2 separate regions of the Homo sapiens genome follow, and region 1 is linked to region 2. The links are chromatin contacts, found by Hi-C or POLR2A ChIA-PET in ENCODE. All regions are on one chromosome and are shown on one strand. Each heading gives the region's core, a stretch centred on a gene start or an enhancer-like site at or near the end of the contact. The rest is flanking DNA. Distances are from core to core; before and after follow the strand shown. Region 1 has its middle 77 kb from the start of GPBP1. Region 2 holds the start of MIER3 (MIER family member 3).

Evidence for each region. A loop is a pair of places that touch in the nucleus more often than their neighbours do. ChIA-PET counts read pairs that join two places held with the same protein, here RNA polymerase II (POLR2A). Pooled maps may share reads with other maps.
Region 1: a pooled map shows a loop between it and region 2 (2.7-fold over the local background). The contact joins the enhancer-like site here to the promoter of MIER3 in region 2. A Hi-C loop is called at or near these places in 10 of 168 maps with a recorded cell type or tissue (A673, Caco-2, Calu3 and 7 more) and 5 of 50 pooled maps. POLR2A ChIA-PET finds 5 or more read pairs at or near these places in 10 of 52 experiments (BJ, HEK293, HepG2 and 5 more).

Annotation. Positions count from the first base shown.
Region 1 is chr5:57,093,801-57,099,359 of GRCh38, reverse strand. No RefSeq gene overlaps it. Among named protein-coding and RNA genes, the nearest start is that of GPBP1, 77 kb to the left of the region's middle. RefSeq lists silencers at 1,352-1,552, 3,824-3,944 and enhancers at 3,567-4,066, 5,093-5,559. Within about 2 kb of position 4,084, at least 2 of the 41 ENCODE cell types and tissues checked have a DNase peak (open chromatin) inside an H3K27ac peak, as active enhancers do; they include PC-9, where a contact is called at or near this core.
Region 2 is chr5:56,950,009-56,955,647 of GRCh38, reverse strand. It overlaps MIER3 (MIER family member 3), which reads left to right and starts at 3,525. Exons shown (of 13, transcript NM_001297599.2): 1 at 3,525-3,554; 2 at 4,996-5,020. The coding sequence starts at 3,546. RefSeq lists silencers at 3,244-3,663, 3,694-3,803, 3,864-4,033 and an enhancer at 4,604-4,693.

The sequences.
Region 1 (5,559 bases), core at 2,835-5,334, 140 kb before region 2:
TGTCTCAGCCTCCCAAAATGCTGGGATTATAGACATGAGCCATCATGGCTGGCCTGTTGGTAACTTTTTTTTTTTTTTGAGTCAGAGTTTTGCTCGTTGCCCTGGCTGGAGTGCAATTGTGCGATCTCAGCTCACCACAACCTCTGCCTCCTGGGTTCAAGTGATTCTTCTGCCTCAGCCTCCCAAGTAGCTGGGATTACAGGCATGCACCACCATGCCTGGCTAATTTTGTATTTTTAGTAGAGATGAGTTTTCTCCATGTTGGTCAAGCTGGTCTCGAACTCCTGACCTCAGGTGATCTGCCCGCCTTGGCCTCCCAAAGTGCTGGGATTACAGGCACAAGCCACTGCGCTGGGCTGGTAATTTTTAAATTACCATTTCAACCTTGCTGCTTGTTATTGGTCTGTTCAGGGTATCTAATTCTTCCTGATTTAAGCTAGGAGGGTTGTATCTTTCCAAGAATTCATCCATCTCTTCTAGGTTTTCTAATTTATGTGCATAAAGATGTTCACAGTAGCCTTGAATTATCTTTTGTATTTCTGTGATGTCAATTTTAATATCTCCTGTTTCTTTTCTTATTGAGCTTATTTGGATTTTCTCTCTTTTTTCTTGGTTGATCTTGCTAATGGTCTATCAATTTTATTTATCTTTTCAAAGAACCAGCTTTTTGCTTTATTTATCTTTTGTATTTGTTGTTGTTTCAATTTCATTTAGTTCTGCTCTGATTTTGGTTATTTCCTTTCTTCTGCTGGGTTTGGGTTTGGTTTGTTCTTGTTTCTCTAGGTCTTTGAGGTGTGACCTTAGATTGTCTGTTTGTGTTCTTTCAGACTTTTTGATGTAGGCATTTAGGGCTATGAACTTTCCTCTTAGCACTGCCTTTGCTGTGTCCCAGAGGTTTTGATAGGTTGTGTCACTATTGTTGTTCAGTTCGAATAATTTTTAAATTTTCATCTTTATTTCATTTCTGACCCAATGATCATTCAGGAGCAGGGTATTTAATTTCTATGTATTTGCATGGTTTTGGAGGTTCCTTTTGGAGTTGATTTCCAGTTTTATTCCACTGTGGTCTCAGAGAGTGTTTGATGTAATTACAGTTTTTTAAAATTTATTGAGGTTCGTTTTGTGGCCTATCATATGTTCTATCTTGGAGAAAGTTCCATGCGCTATTGAATAGAGTGTATATTCTGTGGTTGTTGGATGGAATGTTCTGTATATATCTGTTAAGTCCATCTGTTCTAGGGTATAGTTTAAATCTTTAAATCTATTGTTTCTTTATTGACTTTCTGTCTTGATGACCTATCTAGTGCTGTCAGTGGAGTATTGAGGTTACCCACTATTATTATTGTCAGAAATAAATTTTGTTGCTGCAGAAGGAATAGCACTCAAACATAAATTTTCTCAGCAAGGCAATTTTACTTCTATAGAGGGGTGTGTCTTGCAGATGGAGCAATGGCGAGAGCACACCTGAACAATGGAGGGGAAGGGGTTCTTATCTTTGATGGAAGTAGTCCCTACTGCTGTGTCAGTCCCCTATTGGCGAGTGTTGAACCACACAGTCTAAGCTAATTCCGACCGACTATTTTAAAGGAGCAGGGGTATGAGCCAGAGTGGCGGGGTGAGCAGTTTCGTCAGTAAAGACAGTTACGGAACAGGTGACTAAAGGTGACTCAGGTCAGAGCAGGTGACCAAGGTTGACTCAGGATGGAGCAGGTGACCAGGGGAACAGATGTGAACTACTGATTGGAACTGGTGGGAAGGTTGTTTACTGAAACTAGGGGCGAGGAGAAGAAGAGAATGAGGAAGTTAAACTTTAAAATGGAGAACAAAGAACTGAACATACTGACATACTGATTCTTTGAAGAGAAACTTAGAACTCACTGTATTTAACATTATGTTGCTGTCTATCTCTTTTCTTAGATTTATTAGTAATTGTTTTATAAATTTGGGAGCTCCAGTGTTAGGTGCATATATGTTTAGGATTATGATATTTTCTTGTTAGGCAAGGCCTTTTATCATTATATAATGTCCCTCTTTGTCTTTTTTAACTGCTGTTGCTTTAAAGTTTGTTTTGTCTAATATAAGAATAGCTATTCCTGCGTGCTTTTTGTATCCATTTGCATGAAATATCTTTTTCCACCCCTTTACGTTAAGTTTGTGTGAGTCCTCATACCCATATAAGATGGTTGGTGAATTCTTATTCATTCTGCAATTCTTTATCTTTTAAGTGGAGCATTTAGACCACTTACATTCAATGTTAGTATTGAGATGTGAGGTACCATTCCATTCATCATGTTATTTGTTGCCTGTATACCTTGATGTTTTTTTTTTAATTGTGTTTTTGTTTTATAGGTCTTGTGTGATTTATGTTCTAAAGAGGTTCTGTTTTGATGTGTTTCCAGGATTTGTGTCAAGATTTAGAGCTCCTTTTAACAGTTCTTGTACTGATGGGTTGGTAGTGGTAAATTCTCTCAGCATTTGTTTGTCTGAAAAAGACTGTATCTTTTCTTCATATATGAAGCTTAATTTTGCTGGATACAAAATTCTTGGCTGATAATTGTTTTGTTTGAGGAGGCTGAAGATATGGCCTCAGTCCCTTCTAGCTTGTAGGTTTTCTGCTGAGAAATCTGCTGTTAATCTGATAGATTTTCCTTTATGTGTTACCTGGTGCTTTTGTCTCTCAGCTGTTAAGATTCTTTCCTTCATCTTAACTTTAGATAACCTGATGACAATGTGTCTAGACGATGATCTTTTTGTGATGAATTTTCCAGGTGTTTTTGTGCTTCTTGCATTTGGATGTCTAGGTCTCTAGCAAGGTTGGGTAAGTTTTCCTCAATTATTCCCCCAAATATGTTTTCCAAACTTTTAAATTTCTCTCCTTTCTCAAGAACAGCAATTATTCTTATATTTGGTCATTTAACATAATCCCAGACTTCTTGGAGGCTTTGTTTATATTTTCTTATTCTTTTTTCTTTGTCTTTATTGGATTGGGTTAATTCAAAGACCTTGTCTTTGAGCTCTGAATTTCTTTCTTCTACTTGTTCAATTCTATTGCTGAGACTTTCCAGGGCATTTTGCATTTCTATAAGTGTGTCCATTGTTTCCAAAAGTTTTGATTGTTTTTTATTTATGCTATCTATTTCCTTGAATATTTCTCTCTTCACTTCTTGTATCATATTTTGGATTTGCTTACACTGGGCTTCACCTTTCTCTGCTGCCTCCCTGATTAGCTTAACAACTAACCACCTGAATTCTTTTTTGGGTAAATCTGGATTTCTTCTTGGTTTGGGTTCATTGCTGGTGAGCTAGTATGATTTTTTTGGGGGGTGTTAAACAACCTTGTTTTGTCATATTACCAGAGTTGGTTTTCTGGTTCCTTCTTATTTTGGTAGTTTCTGTCAGAGGGAAGGTCTAGGGCTGAAGGCTGTTGTTCAGATTCTTTTGTCCCATGGGGTGTTCCCTTGATGTAGTACTCTCCCCCTTTTCCTATGTATGTGGCTTCCTGAGAGCTGAGCTGTAGTGATTATTATAACTCTTCTGGATCTAGCGACCCAGCAAGTCTACCAGGCTCTGGGCCAGTACTGGAGGCTGTCTGCACAGAGTTCAGTGATGTGAACCGTCTGTGGGTCTCTCAGCTGTGGATATCAGCACCTGTTCTAGTGGAGGTGGCAGAGGGGTGAAATGGACTCTATGAGGGTTCTTAGCTTTGATGGTTTAATGCCCTACTTTTATGCTGGTTGCCTCCTGCCAGGAGGTGGCGCTTTCCAGAGAGCATCAGCTGTGGTAGTATGGAGAGGAACAGGCAGTGGGTGGGGCCCTAGAACTCCCAAGAATGTATGCCCTTTGTCTTCAGTTACCAGGGTGGGTAGGGAAGGACCATCAGATGGGGCAGGGCTAGGCGTGTCTGAGCTCAGACTCTCCTTGGGCGGGTCTTGCTGTGGCTGCTGTAGGGGATGGGGCTGAGGTTCCCAGGTCAATGGAGTTGTGTACCTAGGAGGATTATGGCTGCCTCTTTTGTGTCATGCACGTTGTCAGAGAGGTTGGGGAAAGCTGGCAGTCACAGGCCTCACCCAGCTCCCACGCAATCCAAAGGGCTGGTCTCACTCCCACTGTGCAACCCTACAACAGCACCTAGTCTGTTTCCAGGCAGTGGGAGAGCAGAGCTAAAAACTTGCCCCAGGCTACCCGCCTCCTAGCTGTGAAAGCAAATATGCCTTTCCTTCTACCCCAGCCTGTGGAGTCTGCACACTGGATTCACACCCTCCCCTGAGTTCTGGCCAGGAGGCTTCTCTATCAGTTCAAATTGTTACAGAGTTCAGCTGGAGATTTCCTTCTCCCTGTGGCCTTGGCCCAGCACCTCTGGCCGCTCTCCTGGAGGACCCCTGTGAGACCAGGCAGAAACAGGTTGCTAGGGGACCCAGGGAGCTCCCAGGGGTTTTCCTGCTGCTTCCTCTACCCCTGTATTTCACTCAGCTCGCTAAACTGACTCAGTTCCAGATAGGGTCGAAATCTTCTCCCATAATCTAGGCCTTCAGTTTCCCCAGTGGGTGTGTTCGGGGTGGACCATCTCCCTTTCCCACTTCCACAGTTTTGGCACTCACAGTATTTGAGGTGTCTCCCTGGTCCTGCAGGAGCAATCTGCTTCCTTCAGGAGGTCTGTGGGTCCTCTCCTGAGAGGACCTGATTTATTCCTGCAGTTGTTCTGGGGCAAAAATTCACGATGTCAGCTTCCATGTGCTGCCTCTACTTTAAAAAAAGAGAAAAAAATACTATCACCTGATACACAGTCCATACTCAGTTTTCACTGATTATTTCAATGTTATCCTTTGTAGCAACACTATCCTGCCAGAACCAAGATTCTATCTTGTCCCTTTAGTCTCCTTTACTCTAGAACACTTACTCAGCCTTTCACTGAAACTAAGACATATTAATTTTTATTAATCAGGAAACATAAGGCCAGGTGCGGTGGCTCACTTCTAACCCCAGCACACTGGGAGGCCGAGGTGGGAAGATCACTTGAGGTCAGGAGTTTGAGACCAGCCTGGCCAACATGGCAAAACCCCATTTCTACTAAAAAATACAAAAAACTAGCTGGGCATGGTGGCACATGCCTATAGTCCCAGCTACTCAGGAGGCTGAGGAGGGAGAACCGCTTGAGCCCAGGAGGCAGAGGTAACAGTGAGCCGAGATAGTGCCACTGCACTCCAGCCTGGGCAATAGAGCGAGACTCTGTCTCCATTAAAAAAAGAAAGAAAGAAAGAAAAAGAAAGAAGAAAGAAAGAAAGAAAGAAAGAAAGAAGAACAAATACATAAATACAAGTAATGAGACATATGCTAGGGGTGAATATTTTAAATATCATTTCATTTTATAACAGGAGGCCTTTGCAATAGTTCATGTGTGAAAAAATGAGAACCATTCTCTTTTCTTTTTTTTTTTTTGAGATGGAGTCTTCCTCTTATCACCCAGGCTAGAGTGCAATAGCATGATCTTGGCTCACCGCAACCTCCGCCTCCCGGGTTCAAGCGATTCTCCTGCCTCAGCCTCCCAAGTAGGTGGGATTA
Region 2 (5,639 bases), core at 2,276-4,775:
AACGCTAAGATGATGTTCTAGATCAGGTTCGCAAACTGGAAGCTCCCAGGCTAAATATGATTTACTTAACATGATTTATTTGATCTACACTGTGTTTAAATTTTTAAAAAATTAGTTGACAAAATTTTACGACCAGGAGATATAACATAAAAATTCAGTTTTCCAGCTGTTCTTGGAAAATTGAAACTGGAAACATTGGGCCAGTAAGCTGAAACTGACCCAAGTAGTGCATAGTGGTTTCCATCTTTAAGTAGGACACGTCTCCAAATTTGCTATTACTCCTGCGTTTGTCTACACTAGCCTGCTTCACTCATTCATTATGCCTGCCTGACTACTATGGGCATTTGAGATTGAGACATTAACTTTGGTTTATTAGTTTCCCATGGGTTAGATGGAATCTGCAGAAGCCTAAATATCTATGTTGCATTACTGTGGCCCCATTAACTGCTTTCAGTAGGTCATTCATATTGTGCTCTCAACTTTCATAGACAGTTACCAAAAGAATTTGTATATTTCTCCTACATTTGTATGCTTCTCCAATGAGAAGCAAGCAACTGATTACATTCACCTTTTTTGCTTTGGCTGCCAGAAAGCTCTACATTTATGGCTTAACTATTGTATTGTGTTAATACCTCATAACCTGCAGATCCTTGTCCTTACTTTTTCTTTGGTGTTAACCTCCTAGTCTAGTTAGTTTCGTTGGTCCTCATTTTTTTATATATGTTTTTTTATTTTATTGTATGAATTTACTGGAAGCCTCTAAAATTACATGTTTATAAATAAAGCTGTATTGATTTATTTCCTTTCTAAAGATGGTTGGAGGATCTATGACATTTTGGTTCTCCTTAGGAGGTTACTATGGTTTTTAGTTTTCCTTGCTCACATATCCATTTACCACCTATGGAAATTACTTAGATTGTAAGCTTTTGGGGGACAAGGACATTTTTATGGTGGTCCCACAGTGCCCAGCATCTAGCACTTTCTATATAATGCCCTGTATTGCATAGTTACAGGATAATAAAAGTAAAAAGTAATAGTATTTTAATTTAAACTCCTTGGGTCACAAGGATTTTTAATCTGTACTGACTCATGAAAGTCTTGTCAATCAGAAAGAATGAGAGCTCCATCTACATATAGACTTTACACACTTTATCATAAAGGAATGTGTTATGTAAGACTGAGTGATAAACTTTCTCTAGTGATCAGGTGGGGGAAAGTAGCTCTGCTACCTTCAACTGCTAATAAATTTAGCTTCATTTATCTTTGTCTGAATCCTTATTTAATACCATGGACTCAGACTTCCTACACTACGTTCTATAATAGGGAGCATATAACAATCAAAATTACAAATGCCTATACAAAATCTTTACAATTGAATATAAAGAAAGTCTACAGAAACATTACTAGATTCATGAAAGTGAATAAATCTGTGTATATTTCAGTTATGGCAAAACATATAATCTAAGACTACATTTATAGTTTGGATTAGCCAAGTTTGCTGGGAAGAAAATGTTTTTCCCAGTGTAATGTATGAGGCAGGTTGTTGGAGACACTTTCTTCACGTGGCTCAGACTGCGGTCCAGCTGCTCAGGGCACTGTTTCATGGTTCTGTCCACAGCGCGTGCTCACTGCGTCATTTCTAAAGTTATTCACTTGTACTTAATTTCAAGCCATTTTTTTTTACTTTGAAAACTCTGAACGCCTCATTGAGGACAGTACATACAATGTGTGCCAAGGTCTGGTTTCAAAGTTTAGCTGTTTTTGAGTTATTTGACTGGACAAAAGGTCGAAAGATATCTTTCACAGCAGGGAAAGTGTAATTTTCCATGTCTTTATGATGTTTAGAAATAGTTGGAGTGATTTTTCCCTAAAATTTCCATAAGTAAATAACTTTTACCCGTGGCATAAGCTTGATTTTGAGATGCCTTGGCAAAAAATTTGAAAATAACCCTCTCCCTACCTCCAGTCTCCAGCCTCATCCTCAGTATGCACTCCAGCAATAAGGGAATTGGAGGGACCCCAGGTTAAAATCAAGACCTTTCATGTTTGGATTAAAAGTATGACGTATGGAAAGTTTTAGCTTCTAAAAACTTGTCTTTATCATTTAATATTACGTATGTTTTAGAAAAAAGCTGGGAGAAGAGCTCTGGTGTCTGAGATCACTCTCTCCAAATTCCTGTAGGGTCCTGCTATAATTCCTGATGGTATTTGCATCTCACTTATTCATGTACCTTACAGCCGACTTTCTTTTCCACAGATAGAATTGGCCTCCCACTTTAGGACAATGTGTCCTCCAAATTTGCTAGGGCAACTCCATACCTTACTTTAACTTCTTGCAGGACCTAACTCTCCAATCAGTCGTTAGTGTATATTTTTGTGTACTTGGCTCAAAGTCTTTCAGTGTGGATGTGGACCTTCCGGAGAGTAATCTCCTCCAATGAAGAGCAAATGGTCATAAGGAACATGTACGAGCAGGTATTCCTGTTAAGCCTTATGCTCCGTCTTTCACCCATCCACTTGCACAGGGGACTAGTTTCCTTTTATGATCCTACCCAAACGTTTGGCCTTTTTGGAGAAGTGAGGGAAGTGAGGGGTAGAATTTTTGAGACTCAGTTCAGGGCCTTTGATATGCTGTTCCTGTCCTTCAACAGATGTATCAAGTATCTCTGGGTCATCCCCTAAGACACGTTGGTGATGAACAATTCCTAGAACTGGTCTAATTTTTTTTTTTTTTTTTTTGGATAACAGCACAGTTTATATTTTTTGGGCATCTTCTTGAACTGTACAAGTATATTCAGCATCATTTCTCTGCCCTGTCGATCTTTTGTCTTTTCTTCTGTGCTGTCAATAACCTGTTTGGCAAATGTCTACTTCCATTGTCCACTCCGTGAGCAGTGTACACCGGTCTCCATCTCCCATTCCTGCAGGTCCCTTCGTGGAAACGGCAAAGTGCCTGACTGTAGTCCTCTCATTCTGGACTGACTCTGCCATCCACCAGCCTCTTCTCCCATTTCCCAGGGCTTCCTCCCACATCTGTCTATTTCATAGATCGCCTCCTCCTCTTAGGGAAGTTGAGTCTGTCGAGTTCCCCTGCACATCGCCTGCCAGTCCAAGTCTCCTGCCCGCCTCCCGCACGCCCTCCCGCGCCGCGGTGTCTGTGGGTCGGTTCCCAGACGCGCCCGCCGGCTCTTGGGCCTCCACTGGCTGGACGTGGGTCTGTCCCGCGCCCGCGCGTCCGTCCGTCCCCCACTTGCCTCCAATTCGGCAGGAACTTTACACCAGCCAGGAGGAGAAGGACGGTGCGCGCGGGTGCGGGTCTGGCCGGCTGGGGCCGGCGCGGGGGCGGCGAGGGGCGCCGGGCGGCGTCGGCTTGCGAGCGGGCCGGGGGCGTCGCGGGCCGCCCTGCCCTATAAGGGGCCGTGCCGCCTCCGCCGCCGGGCGGGTGCCGGGCGGACCGCGGCGGTGGCGGCGGCGGCTGCGATTGGCTCAGGCGCCCCATCCGGGGACTGGGCTCGGCGCTGCTCGTTCGCCCTAAAGGTACCAATATGGCGGAGGTGAGCAGGGAAACCGGGCAGGAGCAGCCGGGCTGGAGCGGGCGCCCGGCGGCTCCCCGCGACCCCCGAGCCAGCCTGGGGGATCCGGGGCTCTTTCCGCTGCCCCATGAGGGGCGGCGTGGCGACGCGGGGGTCGCGGGGCGGCGACTGGCCGTGGCGGGGCTGGCCGGGGGGCGGGAGCGGGCGCGGGAGCGGTCTCCCTCCGGGACTAGGCCGCGGCGGCTCCGGCCCCGGTCGGGCCGGGCGACCGAGCCGGACGGAGGTGGCGGCCGGCTGCAGTGAGCCCTGCCCCAGGGACGAGGCAGTGCCGTGTCCCCGGTCGCTGACGCGGGCCGCCGGCGCCTCCGCGCCTCTTCCCCGGGCCCGGGTGGGTGGAAACCGGCGGAGCCCCCCCTCCGCGGCCGGATCGCAAAGAGGGGAGCGGGCTGCGCCACTGCCCTGCGGGAGTCGTGCGCTGTGCCCCCGGCCCACCGGGCCCGGGCTGCGGCGCGAAGGAGCCGCACGCTTCACTTTGCTGGGGGCGCGGAGAAGAGCGGGATGCGGGGCCACCGGGCTTCTCAGAAGAGCGGGACTCCCCACCCCGCAGCCCGGGAGGTGCGGGAGCCCCTGGGGTTAAAGGGCAGACCGAGACCCTCGACGCCCTCTCCAGGAGAGCGGCTTGATAGCTCCAGTTTTCTCTGGGCTGGAGGAAGGAAGGCTGGGCGAGCGAAGCTGCCCCGGCCATGTCCCCCGGGACTGGTGAGCTGGGGGGAGGGGGCGGTGTGGCAGGAGCCCCTGGGCTGGAGCTCGCTGGGGCGGGGGGCGCGCTGACGGTCCAGGGAGGGACTGAACACTCTGGAAGGAGCCAGCATCCCTGGAACTGAGAGGAGCTGCATCTCTGGACTCGAGAGAGAGGATGGGGGGCTCGCGCTTTGGTTTGGGGGCGAGTGTCCGATTCGAGCTGGCCTACGCTGCAGGGGAAGAGATCGGCTTCGGAGTTGGGGCTCCCGGGCCCCAGGGGCGAACTAGGTGCTCAGAACGCGAGTTCGTTCCAGAAAAGGGTGTTACGTTTCGAGTTGTTTGGGGCTTCGGAGAGCCGGGTGGGATTTGGAGGACTCCGGAGATGCCAGGGATGGGGGACTGATGGTGCCAGCCGACTGCTCTGGGTTTTGCTTCTCTGCTTGGAAACTTGCTGAGCTCCAAGAAGCGACTTGGAGTTGCCTCTCAGACTCCGGGCTTCGTCCCGGGTCTGTGAGTTTGTACACTTGGGACTCGGGGAGGAAGGCGAGGCAGCCAAGAGGGGGCCCGAAAGGGGCCGGGAGCGATTCGAGTGAAGCTACGTCTTGCACTTTTGGCAGCTGCGGAGGAGCGCTCGACTCCGCCTCCTCTGCGCCCTGTTGCCGGCGCTGCCTCTTTCCCTGGCTGTGCGATCTAACCTCACGTTTTCTTCTCTCTCTCCTAGGCTTCTTTTGGAAGTTCGAGCCCAGGTTTGTCCTATTTTCTTACGTCTTCGGTGGTTCCCAGTGGGTAATGTGGGCTCAAAGGTCTGTTGCTAAAGGATTCCCAATAGAAATGTATCCTGCAGGTTTTTCTTCATTGATTTTTAAGAGTTTCAGTGTGCATTTAGTAAAGTTTGGGGAAGAAACAGTTATACTGTTCTTTGTTTTCTCTTGCATGTTGAAAAAGTAACTGTTACAAAGTTGCTAAGACAAGCGTTCTTTTAAGGAATATGGCTTTAATTATTACATATCTTATTTTTCCTCCGAGCCTGAAACAGTTAATCCCAAATTAACTTGACACCAACTTTAGCAATTTAGATTTTAACTTCGGTTTCTTCTAGAGATTGAGTAATTTGTCAGAACTCTGGGACTACTTCACTAACTGTAACCCCTCATCTCCTCTTACGTTGTTTCTTTTTCATAATTAAATGTCTATGAGTTGTGTTAAAATTGGAAGTTGAGAGGTAAAGCTACCTTAATAAAAAAGACAGAACTTCCAAGTTTGGCACAGAAAAAGGGTGATTTTGACTTCTGAGCTGAGACGATCTTAGGTCATCTAGTACAGTGTTTCTTAACTTTCCTGAGGTCAGAAACCCCTGTCAGGATC